Linked DNA regions of Mus musculus: regions 1, 2 and 3 are each linked to region 4. A link is a loop called in an ENCODE intact Hi-C map of the cell type or tissue named here. Cell type or tissue: heart. All regions are shown on one strand.

Region 1 (8,000 bases), 51 kb after region 4:
CATTTCTCAAGGGAAACTTTAAAAATCAGAAGGGCCTGGAGCAATGTACTTACCTACTGCCAGCCTAGGCTACTGTACCCAGCAGACTGATGAAGAAACAGAATAAAAGAGCCCATGTACACTAACCCAGCCATACAGAGAGTTCTGGAAGCACTACTTTGGACTAAAGAGAGGAGATGACACAGCTGAGACTATAAAAACAAAACAAACGAAGCAGTAATTACCGAAACAGTATATGACTAAGAACACAGAAAGAAACAAAAATACAACAACCAACACATACCTTTTAATAATAACTTTAAATATTAATAGTCTCAATTCTCCAATCAAAAGACATGGGTTATCTGAACAGATGAAGAATCAAAATCCACCTACCTGTTGCCTACAAGACACAGGCTCCTATCTTCAAGTCAGGCAGAGCCTGAGAGCGAACGGTTGGAAAAAGCATCCCAGAACAGAAACAGAGGAGCACTTCCACACCTCTCCTAAGAAGCGGCATCACTCTAAATACCAAAACAGTAAAGACACAACAACGGAAAGAAAACCACAGGCCTGTATCCCTCAGGAGCACGCATGTAAAACCCTCAGTAAAATCCCTACAAACAGAATACAGGCAGACAACACAAAGGCCATCTACCAAGATCAAGTTGGCTTTATCCCAGAGCTGCAAGAATGGCTCAACATACGTATCAACACATATAATAAATCATATAAATGGACTTCAGAGACAAAAATCACATGATCATACCAAGAGATGCAGAAAGGGCCTCTGACAAAACCCAACAGGACTTCATGATCAAGTGCTAAAGAGTGCAGCACTGGAGGGAAGATACCTCAGTGTAACCAAGGCTTCTTACGGCAAAACCACAGCCAACATCATCTTCGACAGAGAACACTCAAAGCAATCCCATCATCGTCATGACTGAGACAAGCTATGCACTTTCCTGACTCAATACAGGGCTAAAGCGCTAGCCGGAAAGACATCAAAGGCATCCAACTAGGACAAGACATCAAATGATCCCCTATCTGCAGATGATATACGTGAGGGATCCTAAACGTTCCACCAGATGTCTAGACAGAACCCAGGTCAAATGCGCACCTCTGCTGTATTCCCAGATTTGCATCTCCAAAATGCTCAATGCTACCCAGAAAGCCTATGGGGACTAAGGTTAATACAGAACTCGAGTGGGACACAAAATGTTAAGCACTTTGCATGGTTTTTTTTTAACCTTTTCTAACAAGTAAAGGCTCATACTACTACTAAATGCCACTGGGAAGTACTACTAGACCAGGATGTCTGCTTTGAGATGGTGCCCTCTATGTACGTTAGAAAAGCTGAACTCACAAAATCTCAATAATACGGTTGCCTAGACAAGACCTGACCAACGATAGCAGCTGACATGCCAGCATGGACGGGAGGGGCCGCACGAGGCTCCAACCCAGATAAAGAACTACAGGGAAGTTCACAGTTGCCAACACTGGGAGAATCCATCTTCTCTAAATATATGCTCCCTGATAGGTTGTCTAATCCCAACAAAAATGAACTCAGTGATATGTGTACACATGTGCGTGTACGTGTACGTGTGTGTGTGTGTGTGTGTGTGTGTGCGTGTGTAACAATAATAATTAAAAAATAAGAGGCCATAAATTTTAGGGGGTGCTGAAGGGAGAAGAGGAGATAAATTATGTAAATATAGCATTCACATATTAAATTTTCAAAAAAATAAATTTAAAAAAAGGAGACACAAGAGTCAGCTGGCCTGGGGCTGCTTGGAGTTCCTCTATGTGAGAAATAAATAACTCCACTGGACTGGCTACTGTCGGCACTAAGAGACACATTATACAGAAGAGGGCAATAATGCCTGGCCTATACCCGACTACTAAAATAGTAACTGCTACAGATATTACCATTGTTGGTTCTGATAATTAACACGTTCTAACAGAGTGCTGCAGTAGTTGTGGTTCCGTGACTGAAAGCCACTTGGAGAAGAAAGGGTTTATTGGCTTACTCTGCTGGCTCACGGTCCACCAAATGAAGTTAAAGCAGGAACTGAAGCACCGCAAGAAGCTGGAGACAGGAACTAAAGCAGAAGCACAACCTGCACAGGGATGGCACTGCCCAGTGGCCTGGACCCTTCCACAGCAACCAGCAATTAAGAAAGTTCCCCACAGGCTCAGACCAGTCTGATAGAGGCATGCTCTCAACTGAGGTCCCCTTTTCTCTGTGACCTTAGTTGGTTTCAAGTTGACAACAAACCAACCAACCAGGACAATGTGTGCCTGAAAACGATTACGACATGCATTCCAAAGCCAGGTTAATGAGTGCATGCCTATAATTCCAAGTAAAGACATGGGGTTATATCCAGTGATACCTGGGGATCTGGGCTAGCCTGGGCTACAGAAGATCCTGTGTCAAAAAGAAAACAAACAACAAAAATCCCAAGGGAACTTCTCATATGGTGCTCTGCTTATAAACATCTCACTCTTGAGGGAAACAAGCTTGTAAAATCCTTTCTAATTAAGAGGGCGTCTTTTAACACTGGTAACAGGTTCTCGAGTGCGGGTACTTTCATATCTTGAAGTGGCCTCAGCTTTTCTTAAAAACCTGTTAGACAGATTAGCATCATGCTGGTGATAAGAATGGGATGTTTAGAAATGACACTTAAGAAACCCAATTACTGACCCAGTTTTGAATTGGCTAAAGGAGAGCAATGGAAAAGATCTCATTAAACACAGTGTGATGCCGTGAAAAGGACTAACTCTCCTAGGCTCAGATCCAGGCCCTATAACTCAGCAGGTGTGTAACCGTGGGTACCTCTGTTTCCCCAGCTATAGTGTGGGGATAACAACACTACCTGTCACACAGCCACCAAGAGGTCTAATCAGCAACACAAAGAATGGCATATAATAAACACTGTCAGCATCTATGTGTTGTGGTGGCGGTGGTGGTGGTAGTGGTGGAGGTTGGCATCCTTAAAAGATGAGACACTGTGGCCAAGAAGCCCTCGGTCACCTCTGCTCTGACATGCCCTTTCAAGGGGTGATACTTAGTTACAATGTGCTGGGTTCTAACAGATGAGCATAAACAGAAGCCTCCTGACCTAGAGTCCAGGGAGGCTTACCCAAGATGTGGTGAGGTCTAGGATAGAACAGGATGTCCTTGCCCCGCCCCTAAGGTTCATTTAAATACCACTGGGGATAACAGGGAAAGACAGAGGCCAGAAGACTGAGCCAAGGACCCTCCTAAACGTGAAACAAGTGTTGAGTTCCCTTTGGTCTGCTTCCCTCACCAGGTGGCAGGCATAATACTAGATTATCTTTGATTTTCTTAGTGACTTTTTTCAGAAGGCTGTATACTCTCAGCACACGGTTACTATAATCTTACTGCAGCACAGTCAGGTACCCCAGAGGGGTCAGAGTGCATTTTAGCATTTCCTTAACTACCAATTTAGGACCAGCCACATGCCCCTTTGCCCACTGGAAGTACCCAACTTTCACCATCCCGGGAAGCTGGCGGGTTTTTTTTACGTAATAAACTGCATGTCTATGCAATCCTGCATAAAGTAAGATTAAAGGTAATTTAAGGAGGATCCCGGATGATTTCGGGATTCTGAAGTTTGCATGGGTAACAAGGTGAGCCACTTAGGCTGATTCACTGATGAGGGCATTCCAGCTGTGGGCAAAGATTCACAGCTTCTGTGTACTAATCAGGCTGCAGACCATAAATGTGTATATGCGCACGCGCACAAACACACACACGCACACGAGAACCACTGTTAGAGGTCAGAACAGTTCAAAACAGCAAGGCTAGGGTTTGCAGTAAAGGAAAAAGAGGCCAGAGACAGGAAGCAGGGATGAGATCAACAGGTAAGGCTCCCAGGTTCCAGCTCACCTTTCACGAGCCAGGTGGACGTGGCAGCTGAAACGGAGGCTTTTGCGTTGCCTACCCCTAAGCCCTGCAATACTGCTTGGGTGGCTAGAGAGCCGGAGAGGCTGGAAGCAAAGGCCTGGAGAGAAAAGAAGTGGAATGAGGAGAGGTGGCAGGAGCACGGAGCCTACTGTGCTATACCAGCTCTCACTGGTTCTGTGGGACCTGGAAAACTGTCAGGACTATGCAATGCACCCTAGCCTTCCAATGTGCACATGCAGATTGCAGGGGCCTATTCCCCGGGTCCCCAGCTATAAACCGCCCCCCCCCCACGGCAATCGGCCAGCCGGACCTGCACGGAATCCCACAGCTGGTATGGCAGGTAATCCGGGCTGACGCTATCTGGGAAGCCCTGAGGCAGCAGCACGGATCTGAGGCCCGAAAGAGCGGTCAGTGCTGCCCAGGGTCCCCCGCCTCCACCCGCGTGCTGCCCAGGTTTCGCTATCGGGGCCCGGGAGAGCCAGCCCCAGCGCCGAGCCCCGTCCCACTGCAGGCTCCCATCGGCGGCAGCGCTGCAGCCGCGCGGGGCTCCGGAGCCGAACTGCTCCGTGCACAGCGGCGCCCGTAGGCTCGCAGCGTCAGCCATCCTCAAGTTCAGCGAGTCGGTCCAACGCGGCAAAAAGCTAGGCGAACTACATTTCCTGTTTGGCTACGGTGGCCACAGAAGGACACTAATCTTTTATTCTCTTGGAACTCCGATTATTGTGTGTCCTGCCTTCCTGGGGCACACCCCAGGACTGCACCTGACCTACCTATCGTTCTTTGGACCCTAGGAGCAATATAGGGGCCGTTGACTCTGAACTCCAATCGGAAGAGGGAGAGATGGCTTCCTGGGGAAATAGTTGTGGTGGAGACTCCACTCAGATCTCAAACTTTTAGCTGTGTAACTGGAGTATCCCTCTCCGTCGCAGTGCTTTTTTTTGTTTGTGAGGCCAAGGACAATAGAGTTTTTGAAATTTTTTAAGTTAGCTTGTGACTTAATGAGCTTCATTATGGCATTTTGATTCATATTTTGCTCCCTTTGTTCCTATTTACCACCCGCCTCCCCCTGTTCTCTTGCCTGACTCCTACTATGTAGACATCCACTTACCCACTCCACCCAGCCCTCCTCACCCCAATGCTGCTTTTATGTCACATGATCTCTATCTTCCTATTTCTTTAAGATCCCTTCTTCCCTCCTCAGGGTCCCATTTCTAATTTCATGACTTATACCCCAGCCCCTCCTCCCACACACACACATACACACATAAAATTCCAAATCTAGGACTTGCATATGAGAGAAAACACGGGGCATCTGTGTTTCTGCAACAGTCTTTAAACTCATTTTCCTGCAAATGTTATTATTTCACTTTTCTTTATGGTTGAATAAAATCTCACTGTAACTCCACATTTTGTGACTCATGTGTCTCCTGAGAGATCCGGACTGACTCCATTTCTTAGCTGTTCCGAATTCTGCAGCAGTAAACACACATGTACAGGTATTTCCGTGGTAGGACATGGCGTCCTTTGGTGTATAGCTATAGGTAGTAGAGCTGTAAGCCTAAGGCAGGTCTGTTCTTTTTTCCTTTTGATTTTCAGAGCAGCTGGAGCAGTTTACATTCTGTAAGGGGCTCTTTGCCAACATTTGTTGTTACTTTGTTACTGGGGAAACCGAGGTTCCCATGGGAACTTAGGCTCCTTAATAAGGGGATTTGGAGGCTTACTAGCTAAATGCTCCCAGTTCTTCCAAGACATCAGCAGTGGGTTCCCAGCATTCATGTTAGGTAGTTCAAACCACACGTAACTCCAACTTGAAGAGGGAGCAGACACCATCATGGATGTGCACCTACACACACACACACACACACACACACACACACAAAGAGAGAGAGTTTGGTTTTTTTTTTAATAAAATAGTTTAGAAAAGGAGTACACAGGAATCTTTTTTTTTTTTAGATTTATTTATTATTATATGTAAGTATACTGTAGCTGTCTTCAGACACACCAGAAGAGGGAGTCAGATCTCGTTAGGGATGGTTGTGAGCCACCATGTGGTTGCTGGGATTTGAACTCAGGACCTTCGGAAGAGCAGTCGGGTGCTCTTACCCACTGAGCCATCTCACCAGCCCAACACAGGAATCTTGAGGACAGTTTATTAGTTTAACAGTACAGGTTAGGTGGAAATCCTGGCAGTTACCAGGAGGAAAGAGGAAGGAAAATCATGCCTTTTAAATTAGGCACTGGGGGCGGGGGAGGGCGGGGGGGCGGGGGGGGAGCTGGAAAGATGGCTCAGTGGTTAAGAGCACCAACTGCTCTTCCAGAGGTCCTGAGTTCAATTCCCAGCAACCACATGGTGGCTCACAACCATCTGTAATGGGATCCCATGCCCTCTTCTGGTGTGTCTGCAGGCAGTGACAGTGCACTTACATAAAACAAATAAGTAAATCTTCAGGAAAAATTTCTATAAATAAATAAATAAATAAATAAGGCACGGGATAGTAGACAGCCGGTTAAGGAAGGGTTACCAAGAGTGGAAGTGGGCTAGAACTGAGGAAGGAACCTAAACAAATCCAGCCAAGCGCCATGTAATGACCTCTACAAACACATAACAGAAATGGTGCCCCTGACGTTGCCCATTCCCACCCCTTGAGAACATGCTCCCCACAGTGGTCTCTCTGGCCACTGTCACCCTCATCCCTTGTTATTATGTGCTAATCTCTATTTTCTACACTACACTCTGTGTGTCTCACCTGAATTCATTTACTAGAGAACACAAGGGCTGGAGCACTGAAGGGAAGCCAGAGCAAGATGCAGTAACAGCATTGTCTTTGCCTTCACTGCGTCTCTGTGTCCTTTGCTGCCTCAATCTTTGCTTCAGACCATTTCAGCCCAACTCTGCATGCAGATATATTAATCACTAAAAACTCTTTTGTCTAGAACAAGAAACTTGCTTGTTTCTCTTCCCTTCCAAGGCCAAAGACTTCAAAATTAAGAGTAACTAAACCAAATAGGGCCACTGGAGTGGTACCAAGAAAACACCAGTCTTTAGGAGGTTGTTTTTAAAATGTCTTTAGCTGTCAGATCTTTGTTGCATGTGGCTATCAGCTCTTTCTTGCATGTGGCTCTGCTCTCCTCTCTATAAAGCCTTTCTTAGCACCTGCCAGTTTTTATTAGCATCAGCCTCTTTGTTTCCTTGGCTTTCTGGCTTTCCAAACAAGCCCTTTCCTTCACCCCAGTACTTGTCCCCAAGTGGTTGGCTTTTTCAAGTAACAAGTAGACAGTTTGGTTCACTCACACCCTGAGAAGTGATTCTCTGCCCTTTGGCTCTCCCCAAATTAGGGTATTATTTCTAAAAGGCCCCTAAGGATGCCTGGGGGTAAGAACATCAAGAGGTTGCAGGACTATGTCAGAAGACGGCATAAGCAGGGGAAGTCCTCGTTTCTTCTCCTGGGAGAGCTCTGTAGAGTTGGGGTCCATGCTAGAGGGTCTCTCTCCCTCTGAGCTCACCCCTTTTTCTTTGGCTCCGTTCCACTTCCCATCAAGTTTAGGGAACTGACCTTAAAGGAGGAATTTACCAAAAGCATCTTTTTTTTCTTTAAATTAGAAATAAAACATGGTTGTTCCTTAGCCTGGAATTCTTGAACACACTCTTGGCACTCTTCCCCCACACCATTTGATTCCAGTTAACAGCTCCGTTCTGTAAACTTCTGATTCCTGAGGACTGCTGACTCCATCACAAACTGTGGCGAGGAGTACTCTTCCAACCCAAGCCACCATATCTGACCCCACACAGAGTCTGTCTAAGGATGAAATAAACTGGCACTTTTAATGAAAATTTGTGTTTCCTGGAAGAATGAAAAATTCCAAGCCAGTTTCTGTGAATGAATTTACCCAGGAAACTTACATGAAACACGGGTTTGTAACTGTGAGATCTTGGTAAAGTCAATTGTTTCTCTGGCATTCAGTTTTTCCATCTGATAAATGGAAAGAATACTACTACATACCAGATAGAGTCAGGGTGAGAGCTAAACAGGTTTTAAATGGAGCAGTCTAAGTCAGATTTGGCAAGTGATATATACTATATTTACTTACT
Region 2 (8,000 bases), 98 kb after region 4:
GCCTGTTGTACATTGTAATAAACTTTTGTAAAAAAATAAAAAATGAATAAAGTAAATAATGCAATGGCTTGCTGTCTCTAGTGTTCAGCAATTCCTACCTCAGCTGTGAATTTAAAGTAAACTCAGTCTGGAATCCCACTAGAGCCTACTGTTCCATCTTCATTGTACTCTGAATTCTGTACCACTTTGAATTAAACCAACTCCTTTAAAAGCCTAAAAAAAAAAAAAAAAAAAAAAAAAAAAAAAAAAAAAAAACCAAAATTCCCGTGGAGCCCACGTTAGAGAATATGAGTTATTAGCAGACCTTATTATACCATCTTTAAAACAATTGATTATCTTTTTATAAGCAGGTGGTTAGTCAAACCAGAATTTAAACCCAAAATTCCCATGGAGCCCACGTTAGACAGAATTTGAGTATCCTGTAAGACTTATTAGAGCAATATATCTTTATACCATCTTTAAAGCGACTGATTCAAGCTTTCACTAATGTCTGCCTATAGGAAGCAGGTAGTTTTTACTTGTTAAGCTCTCTGCCTAGAGCAGCCATCCTGTTATACCATCTATCTGTTGAGCTCTCTACCTGGAGCCACAGACATTTATTAATTAATACCTGTTTATAGCAGGTAATTATCACTGCCTTCTCTACTTGGAGTCAGTGACTAATTTTCCCTATCCTAGTTCCAAACTACAGGTGAAATTCCCCACATGATTCAGACAAAATCTGTATATAAATCTATTCCAAAAAGCAAATAATCCCAATATTATAAATTCACAGTTAAATCAATATCTGCCCCAAGATGTAGGCAGCTTCCTTTCTCTGGCTCTCTGACTCAGCAGGGGACCTCAGAGCCCTCTTTCTTTACAAGACTCTTTCCAGTGACACCTTTCTCTCACTTAGAAAATAAAACTCTAACTCTCAAGCTAATAATCTTAAATTCCTAGTGAACTCTTGCCCAACATGTCAGTTCACCATCCATTGCAGGAAATAGTAAAAAACAAAACAAAAAACCCAAAAAACCAAAAAACCAAAAAAATTTTCCTCCATAACTTGCTTCTTGGTCATAATGTTTTGTGCAGGAATTGAAACCCTGACTAAGACAGGTGGAATACAGTCAGGTGGGCAGAGGGGTCTGTGGTGTACAGTATGTGCCTGGAGTGTGTAAGTCTGAATGGAAAGGTTGGATATGCAGTGGGGGAGTCTTGTGATATAGTGGATGGGTGTTTTGGATGCTGGCTCAAGCCTAGAGTTCCTCTACAGTGAAGGCAGGGAAGGTCGCACTAGGTTTGTGCATTCTTTGTGGGTCCCAGGCTAAATCCCCTAAACTGCAGAGAAGGCATGGATGAGGAGGTCAGTAGTAGTTACCATGATAGAGCCTAGAGGAGAATCTGAGATATTTGGGTATGGAGTGAAATGGTGGAGATGGTACAAAAGTCCTGTGGGTGGATACAGATAGGGAAGAGCCTAGAAGCCTAGAATTTGGCTTCAGTGCAGAAGGTGATGGGACTAGACCAGGGCACAGACTAGACCTGGAAAAACCTAGAGGTCATCTTGTGGGAAGCCACATGTGCCGTTGCTGAGTGGCACTGACTACTGCTGGCCACCACGCATAAGATTGGACAAACAACCAATGTGTACATATGCAGTAAAGTTTTTTGCAAAGACACTGCCTGGCCCAGGCATGATAATAAGGTTCTGTAAGGTACTGAGAGTATAACCAATCAGATGTGAGACATGCAAATGAGGTATGATAATGAGGTTCTGTAAGGTACTGAGAGAGAGTAGCCAATCAGATGAGGAACATGCAAATGAGGCTTAGTGCATAACCAATCCGGGTGTGAGACACGCCCCTCCTAGGCCTATAAAAGCAGCACTAGTTCTGGGCTCGAAGTCTTTTCGCCTCTACAATCAAGCTCTCCCAATAAACGTGTGCAGAAGGATCCTGTTGCAGCGTCGTTCTTCCTGGCCAGTCGAGCGCGCGCAAGACATCTGTTTCAGGGCTTGTGTGGTCAGAATAGGCCAGGGCACTGGCTATGGGACCCAGGCTAGATCTAGCAGGTTGCAGAAAAATAAGACCAGGTGGTGGTGGGGTTACTCAACAGGCTTGACCCTGGAGGAGGACTTAGGAAGCCTGGGTATGGAGTTCATGTGGATTCTTATAGAGAAATTCATAAAAACTGAATGGATGGAGAAAGGATGAGTAGATGGATAGTGAACAGGTGATGAATGGATGGGTAGGCAGATGGATGGATGGATGGATAGATGGATGGATGGATGGATGGATAGATGGATGGATAGATGGATGGATAGATGGGTGGATGATAGAGGAATGATGAATGGATGGGTGGATAGGTGGATGATAGGTAGATAATAGACACACCTATCCACGTACCTGCATTGACATCTGCTTACACCTTTGCTTTGCTCTCCTTTTTGACACAGTGCTATATGCTTGGTCTTCACACAGCCTTTGTCATGTGCTCACCAGTGCATGTCATATGTACATGCTTTTAGTTCTGGGTATAGTTTTGCTGGGTATATTAGCCTAGGTTAACTGCCATAGCCTTTGAGGACTTGGAACACATTGCTCCCTGGCTCTTCTGGATTTCCACATTTCCACTGAGACATCGGCAGTTATTCTGTTGGATTTTCCTTTATATGTGACTCTTCGGTACTTCTGGGATGAATCTATGACATTTTGTTAAGGTGGTGATGAGGGTGCAGTAAGAAATTTTTTATTGCACAGAAGCCTGAAAAGGGTGTCAGATTCCCTAAAACTGGGGTCACCTACAGTTGTGAGCTGACATGTTGTTGTGGGAATCAAACCAGGGTGCTCTAGAAGTGAGTTCTGTTAACCACTGAACCATCTCCAGTCCCCACTATACCCCCAAGAGATGGTTCAAAGCCCAGGTAGGTTGAATATAATCTTTAAGGTAGAGGACACCCTTCTTCACTGAAATAAATATGTGTGCAGAACATCCTGTTTGTGGAAGCCTTGCTTGTCACTGGGGACACAGTCATGAAAGTTGTTGTGCACCTTCTATCTGGGGAGACACCATCCATCTTGAGAAGAACTCTGAAGCCATAGTCAGAGCCCTTGAGCACAGTGGAGCACCATCCAGGAAGGCTTTCTGCACAAAGTGTTTGAAACACCTGCTGGGTGGCAGATGGAGGATGGGGGAAGGTTTCCCTGACCCAAGACTCCAGGCCTTCTGAACTGGACTGCAGCTCCATCCACTCACAAACACTTCATGGATACACCAGCAGTCCAGTTCAGTAGTGATGGGATAGCAAACATGACCCAGCAGTGGTGGCATGACCTAGCAGAGACAGCCAGGTTTCCACTGAATAGGCACAAGTCAGCAAGAATGACCAAGACCAGCAGGGACACCAGAAGTTCTCTGCCATGTCTCTCTCAACGAAGTGAAGATCAGCGACAACTAGAGACCCATGATGCATTGCAGACTCTTATTTATTCTTCCTCCAAGCATCACATGTCCTCCAGAAGTGGTAGCATACCACCAAAGTTTTTTTTGGTGCGTTTCTCTCTATGGAGTCACAACAAACGCAGCTCAACTACACATGTAAGGCGAACCAAGACATGTGTGTCATTATCAAAGAATCCTTTTTCACATGTCCTTCCACGTGTTTACTTTAGCACAACAACCTTTCACCCGTGTCTGCTTCAGCAAAACATTCTTTGGCATAACTGACTTTCCAAAGAAACCAGAAGTTTCCACATTACTCCAGCTTCCTTTTTGTGTCATAGAGCTCCAGGAAGGATTTGGCAATGGATCTGCCATCCATCTAGACTAAGTCTAGAAGAAGAGGAAGTGTCACTCTGCCAGTGATGTGTATAAAAGGCACAGTGAGGAGTGGCATGTAGCTCCGAGTCATACCCACACCCCACGACCTCTTCAAACTGTACTTCAGCATGGTCAAGGTGGACAACTGGAAGAAGAGGAAGCACTGGTCAGGCAGAGGTACCGACAGAAGGCTGGCAGTGATACTTGATTGTGCCACCGTTAGCTCTCTACGCAGTGTGACAAGCTTGTAGAACAAGTGTCACAGCCATGGTTAACGTATCACTGATGTCATATATCATGGTCTCAAGGGACCTCAACAGGGACATGCTGAGAGAATGAGGCAAAGATGACTCCTGCTTCTACCCTTCCCTGCACCTACCCTGGCCCTCCAAACCTCTCCAACCCAGGCTTTGAGCTGGAGCATTTGGGACAACCAGGGACATGGCTGTGCCTCTGCTGCTCCCTTGTGGTTACAAAGGGAAAGGCAGTGGCCAAGCCTCATTCTCTGGCCTGTGGCCCTCATCTTGCCACAGGAAGAACCATCAGAAGCCTCAAGCTTTGCTCTGGGTTCTCTTGGGGATTATGGTCTGGACCTCCTCACACACAGCACCTCTGTCTGGCCACCGTGGCCTGACTCCTCCAATGGGTTAGATTCAGGCTACTGCAGGGCCTGGCCTGAGACCCATGGAAGCAACTGTACACACAGCAAGGTCACTGGTTTCCATCTCGGCAGCCTTGCCCTTGAGGTCCAGAAGGTCACACATCTAACTTCCCGGTACCCTGAATCCAACCCTGAGGCCCAGACCTGCACCATCCCTAGCCCCACCCCCATCCCCAAGCCTGACCTCTGGACAGCCCTCACCTCCCCTTAAGCCCTCCAGACACCTGAGTCTCCCCCATCACTCCAGTTCACCTGTAGTCCTTCACCTCCAGGGAACCTACTCTCCCTTCTCCCACCCCACCCACACCTCCAATCGGGCTGACACGCACCTGGTAGCACGCTAGCAAACTGGTAACACTGTAGGCGGGTGTTTTGTTCCATCTGTATCTAAGAAGTAGACAAATGTTGAATTAATAGTCAAACTTTTAAATGAAGAAATTTCACATTAACACCCTGGTTTTCTGCTTTTGTGGAAAGCGGAAGTCTTGACGAGCTGTCATTGCCACCTGGCAAGGGCTGATGAGAAAGCAGCCCAACCCATCTTCAACCTGCCTCTCACCTGTGTCATCCTCACCGGTGCTACCCATCTTCCAGCACTGCGAGCTCCGGGGCTGCAGTAGTAGTAAGCTTAGCAACTGCACTGCCATGGATCTCTTGTTTCTTGGGATGAGACAACATAGCCCAGTTCTTTACATCTGGAAAATATTAGCTCAGAGCTGAAGAGATGGCTCAGCTGGTAAAACACGTCTTCACCAAGCCTGGTGACCTGAATTCAGTTCCTGGAACCTATGTGTAAAGTAGAGGGACAAAATCAGTTCCACCCATCTGTATTTCCTGACACTGAGATCTGTGGCACTGACACAGTGTAACTAGGGTATAGGAAGAGGGAGTGTGTAGTCTTCGGTACCCAAGGAAGCTAGCAGGATTAGCTCCCCCCATGCTTGCTAACTACCCAGTGTTGTATCCCACGCAGTGCCTAAATCAGCTAATCCTGCCACAGATCTCGATGTCAGGAAATACAAATGGGGGCATGAGTTCTGAAGCCCCCCATTGGTTGTCCAGAGACTTGGGTACTCTCTCAGGTGTGGAGGACCCAGAAACACCCCTCCACACTAACCTTCAGTTTCCTTACCTGCCAATGAAGCCCACGACAACTCCCCTCCCCGAACCTGCCATAGACGCTGAAGATTGAAATGTGACCTGAATGGAAATTACTATCTTGAATATCAAGAAGTACCACATGTGGTTCCACTACTGAGCATCTCCTGTCTGGGTCAATTATGAGTCAGTGTGAAGATGCCCCACTGAGTCTGTATAGCCCAGGTTCACAGTCAGAGGTCCAAAAGAGCACCACCAAGCAAGAGCTGTTGGTGCCTGTGTATCTTCAAAGTCCCAGCAGACTAAGAACCATTGGCAAGGGTTGGGGGATGGGGCCAAATAATGACAGTGAAAGCTACATGAGTGTGGGGGTGGGGACTGCCTTGCTGCAGCTCTTGAAAGTTGGCAGATATGGTACAGATCTCTTCCCAACCCTCTGCTCAACCACTGAAGGAGGAGAGCCTGCAGCAGACCCGGGGCCCGGGGGGTAGTATTGACAGCACAGCAATTAGCAAATAATATGAATCAGAGATCTACAAGATCCCCTCTTCTGGTCGTTAACCATTTGTTAGCACAGCTCTAAGGATGTGAGGAACGGTCCCTGCATCTTATCTTTGGCATCCTCTTGCAGGTGGAGGTTCCCTGATCATCAGGATAAGGGGCAGCAGAGGATCGGGGACCCAGAACTCCCTGGTGGTTCTGAACAGTGTCCATGATCACCCACCCACCCACATGGTGGGACTGACCAGGGGATCCTTTCTGACACTAAGGGGGTTGTCAGGACGTTCTGCAAATGCCACCTACGAGGAGGCTTCAAGTGTGCGGTGGGGATGCCAGTCACAGCAGTGGCTCTCAAAACTGGCTGCCTGTTTGGAATCACCTCGAGATAAAGCAAAGGAAAGGCTCTGGGCTGGGGCTGCTTAGTTGGTTGAATGCTTCTCTAGCATGCGTGGTTCGGTCCCCAGCACCATAGGATCTGGATGTTACGGCACACAACTGTAACCCCAGCAACTTAGGATGTGGAAGCAAAAGGGTCAGACATTCAAGGGCATCCTTGGCTTGTCTGGAAGGCAAGCCTGGACAACACAAGACCTTCTCTCAAAAGAGGGAAGGGCAGACGAGGAGATAGCTCATCCAGTAACACACTGCTTGCATTGCTAGTGTGAGTCCCTAAGTTCAAAACCCAACACCCACAGAAGACCGGGTATGTTGCTGTGTACTTGTAATCCCTGCACTGAGAAGGCAAACACAGGAGGATCCCTGGGGCTCCCTGGCCAGCCAGTCTCATCTAAATGAGAGCTCCAAACCATTGAGAGGCCCTGTCTCAGTGAAGGTGGATAGTATTCCTAAGGATGACACCCAAACTTGTCCCTTAGCCCCTACACACACACACACACACACACACACACACACACACACACACACACACTCAGAGAGAGACAGACACACAGAGACACAGAAAGTTAGACACAGAGAGACACAGAGGGAGAGAAAGAGAGAGAGGAAAAGAGAGAGAAAAATAACACCTCTCTCATACACACACACACAAAACAGAGAGAGAGACACACAAAGACACAGAAAGATAGAGAGACACAGAGACACACAAAGAGAGAGAAGCACACACTCAATTGGAGAGAGACAGAGAGAAACAGAGAGACAGAAATACAGAGACACAGAAAGAGACAGAAACACACACACACACAGAGACAGAGAGAAACAGAGAAAGAGGCAGGCACACAGAGACATAGGTAGACACAGAGAGAGACACACACACACACAGAGACAGAGACATGCATACATAGAAACATATATAGAGAGAAACACTCACTCAGAGAGAAAGAGAGAGACAGACACACAGAGACACAGAAAGATAGACACAGAAAGAGACAGAGAAACACAGAGACAGACAGACACACAGACAAGCACACATAGAAACATACAGAGAAAAAAAGAGAGAAACACACACACACACACACACACACACACACACACACACAAAACACTAATCTTATACCCAGGATCCAAATAGCCTTGGACCAAGCCTGGGCATCAGGATTTTTTCAAACTTCACATAATTCTAAGATCACCTGGGCTGAGAGCCACTGCATTACAGCAAAGGCCACCATTTGGGAGTTTGTTGTTTGGTTGTTTTTAAGTTTGTTGGGAGCTATGGAATAGCCACTGCTCTGTCAAGAGTAACAGCAAAGACACAGCAGTGGTTTCTTGGTCCATGCCCCATGTTGTAGATGAGTTGAGCACCCAGTCTGAGCTTTGCCAAAGAACCAGAGCCATACTCCTGGCCTTTGGGCTATCTGTTGCTATGGTGATGGGATGAGCTCATGCATGACACAGGATGTAGTTCTCAGTCTCTCCACAGGCTCCAGGCTCTGTGCCAGGCCCCAGGGGACACATGGTGAATAGGACACTGGGTTATTTC
Region 3 (8,000 bases), 360 kb after region 4:
GCCCTGGACATCACCAAGACGAGGGACATTAGTATTCCCTTGGTCAGTCTGGATTTTTCGGGTGAGTCTTTCTGGTATCCAAAATGGGTTGTTTTCATTCTGTGGGAAAACACAGACAGCTCCCCTGGATCTTACCAAGATAGGATCCGGGCCATACCATTTATTATCAAGGACATTTTTCCATTTAACCATCTCATTGGGCCTATCTGGCTCTGTACAATGACGTTCAGCCGCAGTATGGCCATGAACATCAATATTTAAAAAATTGAGTGTAAAGAGTGCCATAGACACCGACACTCTTGGTGCTCGGGGTACAGTCTCCTCAAAAGTTCCCCTCTTCTGTTTTATAAGATAGGCTTTGAGGGTGCGATGCGCACGCTCAACAATACCCTGTCCTTGAGGGTTGTATGGAAGTCCAGTCAGGTGGGTCACGTCCATCTGACGGCAGAACTGCTGGAATTTTTGAGACGTATAAGCTGGTCCATTATCAGTCTTAAGGAGTCTGGGTTTCCCCCAAGCACTCCATGCCTCAAGGCAATGTTGAATCACATGTGAGGCTTTTTCTCCGGTTAACGGAGAGGCAAACATGATGCCAGAACATGTGTCAATGGACACATGGAGATATTGAAGTTTTCCAAAGGAAGAAACATGTGTAACATCCATTTGCCAGACCTGTAGAGGTCGAATACCGCGTGGGTTAATTCCCACATGAGGAACTGGCAAGAACTCACAGCAGCTTTGACATTGAGTAACAATGTCACGGGCTTCTTTTCTTGTCAAGGAGAAACGACTGCGTAATGTTTCAGCCGTCACATGAAAATTGTTATGAAAATTTCTTGCAGCCTCTACCGGGGATGATAGGGCAGCAGCCACCACTTTAGTGGCCTTATCTGCCAAATCATTTCCCAGAGCCATGGGGCCAGGTAGGCCTGAGTGGGCTCTAACATGAGTAATATAAACAGGAGATCTTCTAGATAACAAAACTAATTGTATCTGCTGAAAAATATTGGCAACTCTACTGGAAGGCTTAATCACTCCAGCCACTTCTAAAAGATTTACTGCATTAACCACATAATAGGAATCTGACACAATATTAAGGGGTTTTAAAAAGGTTTTTAAAACTTCTAAGACCACTAAACATTCTACCACTTGAGGTGAATTTTCATTATACTGTTTGGATACCACTTTACCATTAGCCACATAGGCACCTATGCCAGTTTTTGATCCATCAGTATATACCACAATCCCATTTTTAAGTGGGTTTCTTACTGTTATTTGTGGAAACACAACAGATTGATTTTGGGCAAACTGTAAGATTGGATGCTTTGGATAATGGTTATCTATTTTTCCTGAAAAGGAGGTAACTAAAACTGCCCAATCATTAGATGTGGCTGCCAAGGTTTGAACCTGTGCAGCAGTATAAGGTACAATTAAAAGATATGGACTTTGCCCAAAGTGGGTGATTGCTGCTTTTAGGCCTTTAAGGGCAAGCTGTGCAATTGCATCAGGATACCAATCTATTATTTTAGCTGGGGATACGTTTGGATGGATCCACAACAATGGCCCATTCTGCCACAAAACTGCAGTTGGCAATTGTGCTGTCTTAAAGACACACAAACTGAAAGGTTGCGAATCCTCAATACGTTGTAATTGTGCATTCTGTAAGGCCTTTTCCACTTTTTGTAAGGCCTGGTTAGCAGCTAGAGTAAGAGTCCTAGGGGAGGAGATATGAGGATCTCCTTCTAAAATACCAAACAAAGGCCTTAACTCAGCGGAAGGAATCTTTAAAAAAGGTCTGAGCCAATTAATATCTCCCAACAGCTTTTGAAAATCATTTAAGGTATGGAGGTGATCTCTTCTTATCTCTACCTTTTGGGGCACAATCTTATCTGGGGACACCACAGAGCCCAAGAATTGTCCTGTATCAGAAATTTGGACCTTTTCTGTGGCTATCTGTAAACCCCACTGACTTAAAGTTTTAAGTAGAAAAGGATATGCCTTTTGTAGCATGGTAAGGTCTTTATGGCACAGGAGGATGTCATCCATGTAAAGGAGCAAAATTAAAGAGGGGAATTGTTCCCTCACTGGCAAAAGAGCTTTTTGCACATAAAGCTGGCACATTGTAGGACTATTGGACATCCCCTGTGGTAAGACCTTCCATTGATACCTCTTATCAGGTTTAGCAGAATAAGCTCTCTGACCCGTTAACAAGTCAAAAGTCCAATCTCTCTGCTCTGGAGTTAAAGCAGCAGCGTTTGCTCGGTCCTGCGCTTGTGCAGCTTCGTGCCAAAGCGCTTTCCATTCCATGTATTTGCCCATACTAGGGAGAGCGGCTTTTACAACCGTTTGCCAGTCAGCAGGAGTTAGTGCCATGCCAGCGAGCCTGTCTAACTGCACCAAGGTAAAATTAGCATTGGTTCCGTATTTACGAACCGACTCAGCAATTTCTTTAATCTGCACATATTCTACCGGAGCGTGGACACGCCCACCCTCGGCTCCTTCAAAGACTGGAAATGCCTGTTCTATTTTCCTTTGTTCCTCTCGGGGAATGAATGAGTCTGCGCACTGCCTCTCTGCGCACTGCCTCTCTGCGCATTGCTGACGCACTACGCAGGGCGGGGACTCCGCATAGGGCGGGAGTGCACCTGGTAGCCGATTGCCCTGAGGCCAATTAGCAAACTGGCCTTCGCCAGCCGCTTTTGGCTTTTTCCTTAAATGACTAGTTAGCACTTTACTTGGCGGCTGGTATCCTTTTCTTTCATAATGAGCCGCTTTTTTCTCCCAGTCTGTTTCTTCAGAGCACAGGCTCCTTCTCCTAGAGACCTCCGCTAATTGATCTTTCTTCTTTTCCCTTTTTCCTCTTTTTCTTCTAATCTCTCTCCAGGTATTCTTACCTGACCTAAACTTTTCCTCGGGTTCAAGACCCTTGGAAAGGCCTGTATACTTATTTTGTGTACCATATTTCCTCTTTGTTCCTATTCTCTCTCCCCGCTTTACTTCTGATAGCTTGTCCTGAATTTCCTCTAGAATTTTCAGCCCTATCTTAATCACTTGATAACATGTGAAAAGGAACAAAAGGGCTCCTAACATTAGAAAAAATTCAAGGCCAAACATTTTCCACTTTACTTCTGATAGACTGTCTTGAATTTCGTTAGAAAGTTCAAGGCCAGGCTTACCTCGTGAAGCTGTACTCACTGGTACTCTCGTTCCCCAGCTGAAAAGTTCTGAATTCATACAGTTGAATCCTTCTTAACAGTCTGCTTTACGGGAACCTTTATCACCGTCGTTCCCCAGCTGATGAGTTCTGAATTCGGCAGTTGAATCCTTCTCAACAGTCTGTTTTATGGGAACCTTTATAAACGTGATCCGCAGTTCTGGTTCCGGAATGAGGGATCCTCCTTGCGCCAGTCCCGAGTTTTTTTCTCGTCCCGGAATTCGGCACCAATTGTTATTAGACGCGTTCTCACGACCGGCCAGGAAGAACACCACAGACCAGAATCTTCTGCGGCAAAGCTTTATTCTTACATCTTCAGGAACAGAGTGCAAGAAGCAAGAGAGCAAGAAGCAAGAGAGAGAGAAAAGCAAGAGAGCGAAAGAGCAAGAGAGAGAGAAAAGCAAGAGAGAGAGAAAAGCAAGAGAGAGAAGCAAGAGAGAGAAGCAAGAGAGCGAAGCAAGAGAGAGAGAGAAAACGAAACCCCGTCCCTCTTAAGGAGCATTCTCCTTCGCCTCGGACGTGTCACTCCCTGATTGGCTGCAGCCCATCGGCCGAGTTGACGTCACGGGGAAGGCAGAGCACAAGTAGTCATAAGATACCCTTGGCACATGCGCAGATTATTTGTTTACCACTTAGAACACAGCTGTCAGCGCCATCTTGTAACGGCGAATGTGGGCGCGGCTCCCAACACAGCAGCACCACCACCAGCAGCACCACCACCAGCAGCAGCAGCACCACCATTTACTTTATATTTATGAACCTGTGCACTACACCCATACAGGAACAGAGGTCAGAAGAGGTGTCTCATCACAGTTGGTTGTGAGCTGCCCTGGAGGTGCTGGGAACTGAACCGGAGGTCCTCTGCAAAAGTAGCAAAGTACTCTTGAGCCACCCAGCTCCGGTGGTTAGGCCTCTTTTTTTTTTTTTTTTTTTTAAAGATTGCTTTAAAGGAAGACAGGAACATACAGAATTGGGAGTCTAAGAGTGTAGTAAAGGTCACGAATTCAATCAGTAGAGACTAAAATTGTCCCAAGATCACACAGAACAAGACAGACCCAAAGTCTGGAGACTGGGAGATAGGTCTAGAACTGGAAGCTTTTTCTCCTAAATCTTTCTGGTTCAGATTGACACCTGGCCATTTTACCATCTCTGAGTGACGTCCCTTTTACTGACTTCCTGTAGGCCGGCTTCTCAGACTTTGCTGTACCTTCTCCTCACTAGCCCAGCTAACTCTAAGTGTGTATTCTGTGGAGACACATCTCCACTAATGTGCATTTACTAAATGATTATTGGTGTCCAGGTTCTAATAGGAAATGCCAAAACAGAGCGGCCTCTGCTCAGCCGAGTGCTAACTTGGGGTAGAACCCTGGAGACAACCATGGCTGTACTTCTGGGCTTGGTTTGGTCTTTGCTCAGACTAGGGGTAAATGTACTCCGAGGAGGAAGGAATGTCAGGTGGATTCGGGGACTTGACCAGACTTTTCTAGGAGCTAATGGAAGGAATGAAGGACTGGCTTGCACATCAGGGAAAGATCAAGAAATGGCTGCATAAAGGGCGTCGAGCCAGTATAACCAGACTTAGGCTCAGGGCCTGCCTGAGGTCGCAGCTGGTAAGGCCGGCGAGTGGGAGAGGCAGAGGAGTAGAGGCTATAGACAGAGAGGGAGGAACTGAAAGAGGTGCGGCGAGAGCTGAAAGGAGAAAGAGGATTGAGACACAGGCTGGGAGAGGGCTGAGCCAGAAACTCGTGGGCGGGACCAGGGCGGGGCCTAGGAGGGCTTTCGGAGAACTACAGAGGGAGGCGGAGTCGGAAGGTCGGAGGAGGAGCCTGAGCAAGGGCGGAGCCTAAGGGAGAGGGGAGGAACTATAGGAGGGAAAGTTGCACGCTGAGGGGAGGAACCTGGGAGGAGGCGGAGTCTAGAGGGAGCCAGGATGAACTGTAGGAGGTGGAGTCTCAGGATAGGGGGCGGAGCCTAGGTACAGGAGTTGTGGGGGGAGGGGGAAAAGGCCTCCCGGGCCTCGGCCGCCCAAGCGTGTTCTTGGCCCGCGGGTCAGGCCCCCGAGTGCTTCCCCACTCTGTTCTTCCGTGGGCTGGGTCCTCGGAGTCTCCTTGAGGCACGGACTCTGGTGGTCTCGGTGGAGGAGGACTCCAGCATCGCTCCAGGGCGGGCCGCTGCCGTGCCTGGGCCGGGGGACCGCCGCCTCCCGGAGCGCGTGGGGCCGGCATGGAGCTCTTTCAGGCTAAGGACCACTACATCCTGCAGCAGGGCGAGCGTGCCCTGTGGTGCAGCCGGCGCGACGGCGGCCTGCAGCTCCGACCGGGTGAGGCGCGCGGCGCGGGCTGGGTGGGGCGCGCGGGCCAGCTGGAGCGCGGGGGGCGCGGCCCGGCCCCTCCGGCCCCGGGATCGCGAGGCTGGGCGGGACGCTTGGGGATGTCAGCGCTAGTCCTGAGGGGAGCGGCCGCCGCTTCGGGGAGTCCTCCTGCCTCAGGGAGGCGGGGAAGGCCGGTCACCCCCTTTAGTGCACCTCTTCCAGTATCTGGGGCCTGGGGTGCGGGGATAGGGTCCCTTATGAACCCCTCGTAGGCCTCCACCTGCAGCGTCTTCTCACGGTCCAGCGTGGGAAGTTCTGGGTTCCAGTCCCATCAGTTCAGTGGAACCTAATGCGGGACACTCCTTCTTGACATCCTTGAGTTGTTCCCGGTCACTTATTAAAGAGTGACTTCAGGACGGTTACCTCACAGGACTTGATCGAAAACTAGTGTATGAATTGCCATTTTCAAGAAGAAGTCGTGTTGGATGTCTGTCACACACAGTTAGGAGAGGTCAAAGTCTCCAGCCATCAGTTTGCTTTAGAAAACTTTGTTTGCAGTTAGTTGGCTTAAATAGTAGCTCCTGTTCTCAGACAGCTGCGGTCAGTTATCGCTCGGAGGAGTTTGGGCAGCTTCTACTTAGTTCTCCAGTGCTTTTTTCCTTCATTGGTCAACACTTTTTTACTTTAGGAAAAGTGAGACTGGAACTCTTGAACGAGCCACGGCATTGGACGTTTTCCTGCGTTCTTTGAGTACATCCAGTAGAATAACTTCAAGGGAGCTTTTTAGGTCATCCTGTTACCTCTTATGGGATGGCTTCTGAGGACAGGTCCTTTCGTGTCTTAGTGCCAATCCCCACAGCAGCCTGAAAGAGTAGGGTCAGGATCTTCTTTCTCAGGTGAGGAGAGAAGTGTGAGATCCCAGAAAGTGGAGCGGTTTGGTGACACTTTTCATCAGTGTCCATTGTGTCCTTACGGAGACCTGCAAAGTTACTCTGCTAGAGCGGTGAAGAACAACTTTTTTTCTTCTTCAGAAATATGGCTCTGGTTGTATTTTCTTGCCGCTGTATTTTATTTCCTCTTTTCAGAATGGAGGCACTACGGTGGCCACAGTAAGACTTTTGGTGACCTTGGAATAGATGATGGGCCACTTTATTCTAATCTGACCACTTTTCCTAGCCTGTCACCCTGCAAGGTGTAAAGCAGGGGGGAATTTAGCTGTAAAAGTCCCGCGGGCCAAATTCCTGGCAGCTGGAATGCATAAATGGAGGGAGCTTGGAGTCCTTCTCAGCTCATCAGACAGGACTTTTCATCTCCGCAGGTCAGTTTTCTCAAGCAGAAAGTTTAGCCGGGCCCTTTCCTGGAGCTAGCCCTGAGGTTTGCTCTTTGTTTGTCCAAAGTTCGTATCAGAGAGCAAGTGTAAAACTTTTCACCATTATCAAAAGTTTGGTATAGCATCACAGTTCAGTGTATCTCATTTCGTAGATACGTATCCCATCACCCACAAACGTAGGTAGCGCCTAGAGGAAGGCAGAGGCCATCATAGTTCAGATTTAACAGGCCATTGGAAGCCTTAGAAAGTATCCTGTAGTTATTGACTAGTTTAACCTATCCAGTATTTAAGATCTCAAATACAGCTATTTTAGTAATATTTAATTGATCTGAATGCTGTTTAGGTCTTTTTTTTTTTTTAATCTATACAGAGTTATTTCAAATTCTCTTTATTGAACATTGTCTTCTCTTTGTGGTGAGTGTTGCTGTTGTTTAAAGTGACAGAGTTAAAATCTTTAGTTTTTTTTTCATCTTGATTATTCAAGAGCCGAATAGACTTCTGACCAAGTTTGGTTTTTTTTTTGCTTTTGTTTTTGTATTACAAGTGGTGTTATAGGACCAACCAGTGCTGGGATTGTGATTTTTACACACTGAATGACCAGAAACAGGAAGTTTTCTTTTTCCTGGAGATAATCAGGAAAAAAAAAGTGATAATGATATTTAAGGTTAAAATTACCACTTCTGTAGCTTGGAATCCCCGTGACTTTCTGTCCCCCTCCTGCCTACTTCTCTGTGTAAGACTCATATTCAAGGCTGTCTGCCCTGGGCTAGTCTGGCCCTCATCCATGGGGCAGTTATTGGTCACATTGATTTTCTTTCTTGACATTTTGCGTACTTTGTACATACTACAGTTATAACCCTCCCTATATATTTTGTGATGATAGTTTGTGTCTTCTCCAGTGGACACAGGACTCCTCAGCACAAGGCCTTGCTTTACTAATACTGGTGTCTCTGGGCTAAAGAGTGTTTATGATACAGAACATACTTCATGACTGAGTTAACCTGAATTAAATATAACTCTAAGTTTCCTCACACTTAAATTATTGCTGTGGAAAAAAAAAAAGATGATTTAGGCCCCATTTTGATGTCTCCCCCCTCCCCATCTTGCTGTGTAGCCTAGGCTAGCCTAAAACTGACTATAGTTGG
Region 4 (8,000 bases):
CTGCCATTTGCATCTTAGGAGTGCCCTGTCTTCTGTGCCTGACTCTAGGCTGTTTCCGTCTTTGAGGGCCTAGATCTGCAGGCTGACATCCACATTTCTGTTCTCACCCTTGATTTTTAGTTCCTCACAACCTAAGCCTGTCCTCAACCAGTGCTCCTCACGCTCCTCTGTTGATTTCTTACTGAGGTTTTATGCTCCCCCTTTTACAGGCGTAGAGTCCTATCTTGCCCATAGCACCCTGCTCTTTAACGCCGCCTCCCACCCTGACCTCTTGTGCCTGTCCCCGCAGGAGAGATGCTGCTACAGAACCTGACTGTGCAGGCTGAGTCCCCCTTTGGAGTGGGTGCCCTCACCCACCTGCTGCTCTCTGGGAGTCCTGAGGACCGCGTCGCCTGTGCACTGACCCTACCCTTCATCTGCCGGTGAGGGGGAATGGGTGCCTTGCGGGGATTGTGAGCTAGATTGCAACTCTCCAGCCCTGCCCTCAGCTTGCTGAAAGACCCCTTCTGACCCCAGCCCTGCCCTCAGCTTGCTGAGACCCCTTCTGACCCCAGCCCTGCCCTCAGCTTGCTGAGACCCCTTCTGACCCCAGCCCTGCCCTCAGCTTGCTGAGACCCCTTCTGACCCCAGCCCTGCCCTCAGCTTGCTGAAAGACCCCTTCTGACCCCAGCCCTGCCCTCAGCTTGCTGAGACCCCTTCTGACCCCAGCCCTGCCCTCAGCTTGCTGAGACCCCTTCTGACCCCAGCCCTGCCCTCAGCTTGCTGAGACCCCTTCTGACCCCAGCCCTGCCCTCAGCTTGCTGAGACCCCTTCTGACCCCAGCCCTGCCCTCAGCTTGCTGAGACCCCTTCTGACCCCAGCCCTGCCCTCAGCTTGCTGAGACCCCTTCTGACCCCAGCCCTGCCCTCAGCTTGCTGAGACCCCTTCTGACCCCAGCCCTGCCCTCAGCTTGCTGAGACCCCTTCTCCCCACAGGAAGCCGACTCTGTGGCGCCGCTTACTTCTGGATCAGGGTGGCCTCCGCCTCCTCCTCACAGCACTAACGCAGCCAGCGCCACACCCACTCTTCCTCTTCTTTGCAGCAGACTCCCTGTCCTGTCTCCAAGGCCTGGTATCTCCCACTGCAAGCCCAGTCCCTCTACCTGCCCTGCCCTTGGAACTTGACTCACCTCCCCCTTGCCTCTACGAACCTCTGCTGGGTCCGGCCCCTGCCCCAGCTCCTGACCTGCACTTCGTTCTGGATTCAGGCCTACAGCTCCCTGCTCAGCGGGCTGCTTCAGCTGCTGCCTCCCCTTTCTTCCGGGCCCTGCTATCCGGCAGCTTTGCTGAAGCCCAGATGGATTTGGTGCCGCTTCGAGGCCTGTCCCCTGGTGCAGCGTGGCCTGTCTTACATCATTTGCATGGCTGCAGGGGCTGTGGGGCTGCTCTGGGGCCCGTACCCCCACCTGGTCAGCCCCTGCTGGGCTCCAAGGCCGAGGAAGCTCTAGAAGCTGCTGGCCGATTCTTACTGCCTGCACTGGAGGAAGAGCTAGAAGAAGCTGTGGGCCGCATCCACTTGAGTCCCCGGGGTGGCCCGGAGTCAGTGGGCGAGGTATTCCGTTTAGGCCGGCCCCGGCTGGCTGCCCACTGTGCACGATGGACACTAGAACCAGGGCAGTGCCCAAGAAAAAGGGCCCTGGCCCTTACGGGGCTCGTGGAAGCAGCAGGCGAGGAGGCAGGGCCCCTCACTGAGGCTTTGCTGGCTGTGGTAATGGGGATTGAGTCATAGTGCATATGCCCTAGGCTAAACTATTGGCATCCCTGGGAGAGGACCCAAGGGATGAGTTGGCTGTAAAGGAGGCTTCTCTCAGCCTGAGAGAAGACTGCAGAAGGCGCTATCCTCAGGGACGGAAGAGAAAATGGAACTGGATCCCAGGATGAAGATCTAACGATCCATAACTCAAAAGCCAATACCAGAGTCTGTGCAGGAGTCCAAGGGACAGCTCAGGCCCAGGGTCTGGCCTGACTCAGCACTATGGTATTGAAATTAAACACCTGAGATTTGAACACTGCTGCTGTGTGGGGTCGTCTGTGTGCTTTCCCCTGGGGGGGTACCCCACCCACTTACCTGCTGAGAGCTCCTCGATTTGACTCAGGCCATCTGGGTTTCAGGGTTCAAAAAAGCATCTCCTGAGGGCTACTACAGACCTGGGGTATGGTGGGTTTTCTCTAGGATGGAGTTTTGAGCCCCAGTGGAGGCCTGCTTTCTGTTTATAAGTCCTCATTGCTTAGACACAGCCACCCATCTAAATACATAACCTGGCCAGGGTTAAGAGGTTTGGGCTGGGTACTTGTGTGGAGCATGGCAGAACACTTCTGTCTTCTGACTGTCCTTTACCTGTCAGGCTGTGTCTGTTCCGAGCTCTTGAGCCAGTTTTTTCAAAAACCATTTATTAGTGTAGTAGGTATGTGCAGGCCGTGCTCCCTATGTGGAAGTCGGGACAACTTGAAGGGAACCATTCTCGGCTTCCATCATCTGGCCCTAGGGACCAAATTCAGGGCATCTGGCTTGGCAGAAAATACTTTACCTGCTGAGCCATCTTATCGGTCCAAGCCAGTTAAATGTCAACTGCTTAGTGGGAAACCTGCTATGTTCGTATGGTTTCTGAGGCCCATTCTTAGTCACTTTCAGAGAAAGCCCCTCTGCTGGCACACGGGTGAAGGAAGGGTTCCCTTGCCTGGGCTCTCAAGAGCCCTAGACTAAGCCTGCCAGGGCCTGGGCATTTCAGAAAGGTGAGGTAAGATGGTTCTTGCTGACCCTGAGCCTCTGGGGTTTCAAATCTCTGCCTAGGTTATGCATTAGGGTGTGCTGTGGTGGCACACACCTTTAATCCCAGCATGGAGGAGGCAGACCCAAGAGTACCTCTTTGGAGTTCTAGGACAGTTCCATAGTGAGATCCTAACTTTTGAAAAAAATGTACTTAGGCCTGGTCCCTTTCTGGTTGATTTAGGCTGGCATGGAGGGCTATGCTGGGCTTCAGTATTTTTACCAAATTTCCCAGGTTCTGACTTGCTCCAGAGTTGGGGCCCCACATTCTATGGCTTAGATCTGTCCTCCAGGATGCCTGCAAGACAGCAGCCATCTGTCCATACCCATCTCCAGGTGTTTCCAACTTGACTTCTTTAGGGGTCAGTTCACAGACAGCTTCATATCACTCTGTGGCTGGTCAGTGGCGTTTTCTTCTCTTTCACCAGTACCTTAGGAAAGGGTTATTTTGGAACGGGCTCTGGTCACCTCCTCCGTGTTAGGAATGGGTTTGTTATCCTGGGAGTTTACATGGGGTTAAGGTCTGAGGTTTGCTTTCCCTGTTCTGTGTATCTATTCCCAGGTCTGTCTTTCAGGGAAAGTCCTGCCTTAGAGTCTGGATCTCTGTTCTCTGTGAGACATTTCTTATTATGTATGCCTCCTGCCGTTAGGCTGGCAGTCAAAACCTGTAGTCTGCCAGATCCTTAGAATGTCACTCCTGCCTCTAACCAAATTCCGCAAGTCTTTTTAAAATGCCCAGGGTGCGAGCGGGGCCCTACTTTGAACTCTGCTGGCTTTGGGAGGTGCGGGCTTGGGGCCCTCCGTTTATGAGACTCCTTAGGCAGGAGCTATGGAAGAACCACTCTGACTTGGTTTCAGCTTTAGGGACTCGCTGCCGCTGAGGCAAAGGCTGGGGTGTGGCCTCCTCTAAACAGAGCCACAAAGCTGGATTGGGTGGGCCCTAGTGCTGTCTTTCTTCATGTCTCCATGCTCCCCCTTCATCGCTCCCCCCCCCCCCACTGTATCCCAGCGGGTCCCGGCTTCCATACATGGTCACGGCCCTGCTTCTAACTCCCTGACGTCCCCCCCCTCCCCGTCCTCCGCCCCCACCGGACACGGCCCCCGCCCTACTCTCCCCAAGCTGTCCGCCAGCGCACCGCCATGGAGGACCTGGGTGAGTGAGGAGATCCCCCTAGCCTCTCATCCTTCCCCGCATCTATCCCCTTCCCAACTCACACTTCTTCCCCATCTCAGCTTTCTCTCTCCATTTTCTCGCCTCAGCCTGCCTGTGCCTCCCTCCCAAATCCACATACCCTTTCCTGCCTCTCCCTTTCCTGCCTCGCTTGCGACAAGCCGCTCCCTCCGTTCTTCCCTGGCTCTCTCTGCTCACTCAATCCTGCTTGTGCAATGGACAAAGTGTTGAGGCACCCACGGGGGCCTGGATTCAGAGACTCTGGGTAGGAAGGGGTTAAGAGATCACTGAGTCCCGGGACTGGGAAAATAGACTAGAGAGGAGAGTGTGACCTGGAGTTTCGGAGATGAAAAGGACCTATATCAGGGTTTCAAGAAGAGTTGAGTGCTCCCAGGTAGAGCAGAGGTCAAGAAAGTCCTCAGGGCAAGAAAGAGAATAATAGAGAATGCCAGGGTTATAGAAAGAAGTCTAAGGCTTCTACCGTAGAGGCTCGGAGAAGAGTAAAGGGACGGGGCGTAGATAAAGCGCCCCAGGCATCTCGTCCCCTCTATTCGCCTAGGCTGAGACTAGAAGACTCTGCTCTTCGTGGCAGAATTTCTAGATCCAGCAGCAGAGGGCGCTCGTCAATAATAGTACATGGATAAGACGTACACCAAAAAGCCGCTCCCTGCCAGGGCCACTTAAAGGACAGGGCTAGACTTCAGTGTGGCCAAGTGGACCAAGCTGGGGAGAAGTAGTAAGTATGTCACAGCAAACATCTAATCAGGAAGTTGGGTGTCAAACATACAGCCGATTGAACAATTTGGGTACAGTAAGAGACAATCTGGGCTGCACCAGAAAAGATGGAGAGAATAAAAGATCATTAGTTGGTTTGTACTTGGCTCCCAGGGTAAGTCAAGGGAGAGGTCTGATCATAAATACCCCGCCACCCCATCCCTCCCCCTCCGCCCCTCCATCCCCACTCCCCCCGCGCTACTATTCTACTTTTTTGCCTTGGTCTGACCCTGTGAGTATGGTTTTGGCCGCTGCCTTTAACACCGGCTTTCTACCTTTTAAAACACGGACACTTGAAATCCTTTATACTCTAACCTCTTAAGACCTTGACATCCCCTCCTTCCCAAACTCTCACCCTGAGGGCCTCTCACCACAGATGCCCTGCTCTCTGACCTGGAGACCACCACTTCACACATGTCACGGTTAGGGGCTCCAAAAGAGCGCCCACCAGAGACACTCACACCTCCCCCACCCTATGGCCACCAGCCACAGGTGAGATGAGATTTTGGGTTCTGGGGGTAGCCATTAGGGCCTGGGTTGGTCTGGGCTAGGGGACATCAGAGTCTGAGTGAGGCAAGGAACATGACTGTCCTTCCACAAATACCTCTACTCTCTATAGACAGGGTCTGGAGAATCTTCAGGAACCACTGGGGACAAGGATCATCTATACAGGTGAGGGGCCTGGGAACTGGGCTAGGAAGATGGGGAAGCCAGTTTCAGTTCAGAGGAGGGGACTCGGATTCCCTACCCTAAACCCAGGTTCCCTCCTGCCCTTAGCACAGTATGCAAGCCTCGGTCCCCAAAGCCTGTGGCCCCTGTGGCTCCTCCATTCTCCTCTTCCAGTGGTGTGTTGGGCAATGGCCTCTGTGAGCTAGACCGTTTGCTTCAGGAACTTAATGCCACCCAGTTCAACATTACAGGTACCAGGGTTACCGAGACAGTCTTGGATGGCTTGGGGACAGGGCAAAGAAGGGCAGAGTCTAAGGGACTCAAACTGTCCGAGGAGCCATTAAAGGACGGGAAGCCTTCACTGGGAGGGTGGACTGATATGGGCTCCTTGCCAGTGTTGTTCTCTCATCTCTCCAGATGAAATCATGTCTCAGTTCCCATCTAGTAAAATGGCTGAAGGGGAAGAGAAGGAGGACCAATCTGAAGACAAGAGCTCACCCACTGTGTGAGTTTGGTAGAGTGGGCAGGGCTGGGAAGCGGATGATGGGTCCTGCATGCCTGACTTACCAGAGGGGTGTTAGGCTGGCAGGTTCTGAGGTGATTCACGGTGTCCTCCACAGCCCTCCCAGCCCATTCCCTGCCCCCTCAAAGCCTTCAGCCACCTCCGCCACTCAGGAACTGGATAGACTGATGGCCTCGCTCTCTGACTTCCGTGTTCAGAACCATGTGAGTCTGCAAGGATTTTGGTCCGTGTCACTTTGTGGCTCACCAATCCAGTCGTGATGCTTCCAGTCTGTGGCTTTGTTGACTCAGTGTCCTCTTTACTGCAGCTTCCAGCCTCAGGGCCACCTCAGCCTCCAGCAGCGAGCCCCACCCGTGAAGGATGCCCATCTCCACCAGGACAGACTAGCAAAGGCAGTCTGGACACCATGCTGGGCCTGCTGCAGTCTGACCTCAGCCGTCGTGGTGTCCCCACACAGGCCAAAGGCCTCTGTGGCTCCTGCAATAAACCTATAGCTGGGCAAGTAAGTTCAGTACCTTGAGCAGTGGCATATACTCACATATCCACCTTTAAGAATCAGACTGGCGTGGTGGTGCACACCATTAACCCCAGCACTCAGGAGGCAGAGGCAGGCGGATTTCTGAGTTCGAGGCCAGCCTGGTCTACAAAGTGAGTTCCAGGGACAGCCAGGGCTATACAGAGAAACCCTGTCTCGAAAAAACCAAAAACAAACAAACAAAAAAAAGAATCAGACTTTGTGGTTTTTCCCTTTTAAAATGTTTCCTCACTCTTTGAGAATTTAATGCATGTACAGGTTAGATACAAAGTGAGATTCGTGTTAGATACAATGTATCTTAACACCTTCCTCTATTTCTTCCAGTGCCCCTTTATATTCCCAACTTCATGTCATCTTTTTTTTTTTTTTTTAAAAAAAGTCTACCAGGTACAGTTAGTGCTTCCAGTGTGTGAATGGGTGTAGGGCCATCCTTTGGAGCACTGGCCCCTGCCAGGGGCTACATCCCTGAAGAAAACAAGTGCCGTCACCTAGGAGCCAACAACTGCCAATCACTCCTCAGCTAGGGGAAGGGCTAAATGAGCCCCTTCCTCATTCTTGCTGGAATTTTGACTGGCTCCATACTGTGTAGGTCTCATGAAGGATCTACAGCTCATGAGCGTGTGAGTGCACCAGCCAGGCATGCTGAGAAAGCACAGCTTCACAGCTGTCAACCTCTGGCTCTTACAACCTGGCCACGCCCTGTTCCGTGATGCTCGCTGAGCCTTGTGGGGACACTGTGGGAGATAAATGCTCCAATTAGGACTGTGTGTTTGCCCCTTTCAATGAGTATCTTGAAATGGAATTTGTTTTTCCTTGTGATGTTGAGGCCAGAACTTAGACCCTTGCATTTGTTAGATAGACTTCCCCTCACTAAGCTTTGCCCTAACTCTTGGGACAGGTGTACTGGAATTATAGGGATGCACGGCCCCTTCCCAGGTTATATGTAATTCTTGGAGATTGAATCCAAGACTGTGTGTGTGCTAAGTGATCAGTCTACCACCTCTAGCCCAACCCTTGGGATTTTGAGACAAGGTCTTATGTACTATGTAGCACAGGCTGCCCTAAAACCCATGATTGTGCCCCCTTTACCTCCCAAGTTCTAGAAATTTTAGCATGTGCTACTATGCCCACCTGAAATGGACATTATTATTTATATTTTATGTGTTTTTTGAAAAAAAATTTGAGGGAGTGTCTCACTGTAACCTAGGTTGACCAGAAGCTCACTCTGTAGCCCAGACTGGCCTTGAACTCAGGGCTATCATCGTCCTCCTCAAGCCTTCTAAGTGCTGGATGTACAGGAGTGAGCCACCATGCCCAGCTATGGTTTATGTTTCCTTCCTTCCTTCCTTCCTTCCTTCCTTCCTTCCTTCCTTCCTTCTTTCTCTCTCTCCCTCTTTCTTTCTCCCTCTCTTTCTTTCTCCCTCCCTTTCTTTCTCCCTCTCTTTCTTTCTCCCTCCCTCCTTCTCTTTCTTTCTTTCTTTCTTTCTTTCTTTTTCTTTCTTTCTTTCTTCCTTCCTTCCTTC

Evidence for each region. Hi-C counts contacts between places; a loop is a spot of excess contacts. Peaks named below come from ENCODE experiments on the same cell type or tissue, not always from the same donor. Only the 100,000 strongest peaks of a DNase experiment are listed, where the experiment ranks them.
Region 1: a loop joins it to region 4, with 2.2 times the contacts of the local background. A loop is called at or near these places in 16 of 42 quality-filtered maps.
Region 2: a loop joins it to region 4, with 7 times the contacts of the local background. A loop is called at or near these places in 32 of 42 quality-filtered maps.
Region 3: it touches region 4 in a loop (1.9-fold over the local background); 3 of 42 quality-filtered maps call a loop at or near these places.

Annotation. Positions count from the first base shown.
Region 1 is chr7:128,293,570-128,301,569 of GRCm38, forward strand. Rusf1 (RUS family member 1) reads right to left here and starts at 4,562. Exons shown (of 13, transcript NM_145590.2): 1 at 4,221-4,562; 2 at 3,893-4,007. The coding sequence starts at 4,514. In heart, a CTCF peak has its summit at 4,544; a DNase peak (open chromatin) is centred at 4,562; H3K4me3 peaks cover 1,836 bases; H3K27ac peaks cover 1,575 bases; H3K27me3 peaks cover 260 bases.
Region 2 is chr7:128,340,851-128,348,850 of GRCm38, forward strand. It overlaps Gm32707 (a long non-coding RNA gene), which reads right to left. Exons shown (of 3, transcript XR_378506.3): 1 at 5,025-8,000; 2 at 4,795-4,852; 3 at 3,453-3,949. It also overlaps the pseudogene Gm6916. Among named protein-coding and RNA genes, the nearest start is that of Gm32707, 6.7 kb to the right of the region's middle. In heart, a CTCF peak has its summit at 7,950; DNase peaks (open chromatin) are centred at 4,281 and 7,941.
Region 3 is chr7:128,606,158-128,614,157 of GRCm38, forward strand. Inpp5f (inositol polyphosphate-5-phosphatase F) reads left to right here and starts at 5,208. Exons shown (of 20, transcript NM_178641.5): 1 at 5,208-5,534. The coding sequence starts at 5,438. In heart, no CTCF peak of the experiment used is centred here; a DNase peak (open chromatin) is centred at 4,994; H3K4me3 peaks cover 2,094 bases; H3K27ac peaks cover 1,411 bases.
Region 4 is chr7:128,243,051-128,251,050 of GRCm38, forward strand. Armc5 (armadillo repeat containing 5) reads left to right here. Exons shown (of 6, transcript NM_146205.2): 5 at 290-422; 6 at 975-2,050. The coding sequence ends at 1,767. It overlaps Tgfb1i1 (transforming growth factor beta 1 induced transcript 1), which reads left to right and starts at 3,762. Exons shown (of 11, transcript NM_001289550.1): 1 at 3,762-3,958; 2 at 5,127-5,242; 3 at 5,370-5,422; 4 at 5,528-5,670; 5 at 5,837-5,924; 6 at 6,040-6,145; 7 at 6,250-6,444. The coding sequence starts at 3,946. In heart, a CTCF peak has its summit at 4,576 (motif pointing right); DNase peaks (open chromatin) are centred at 1,081, 1,541, 3,821, 4,641 and 2 weaker places; H3K4me3 peaks cover 3,266 bases; H3K27ac peaks cover 4,607 bases.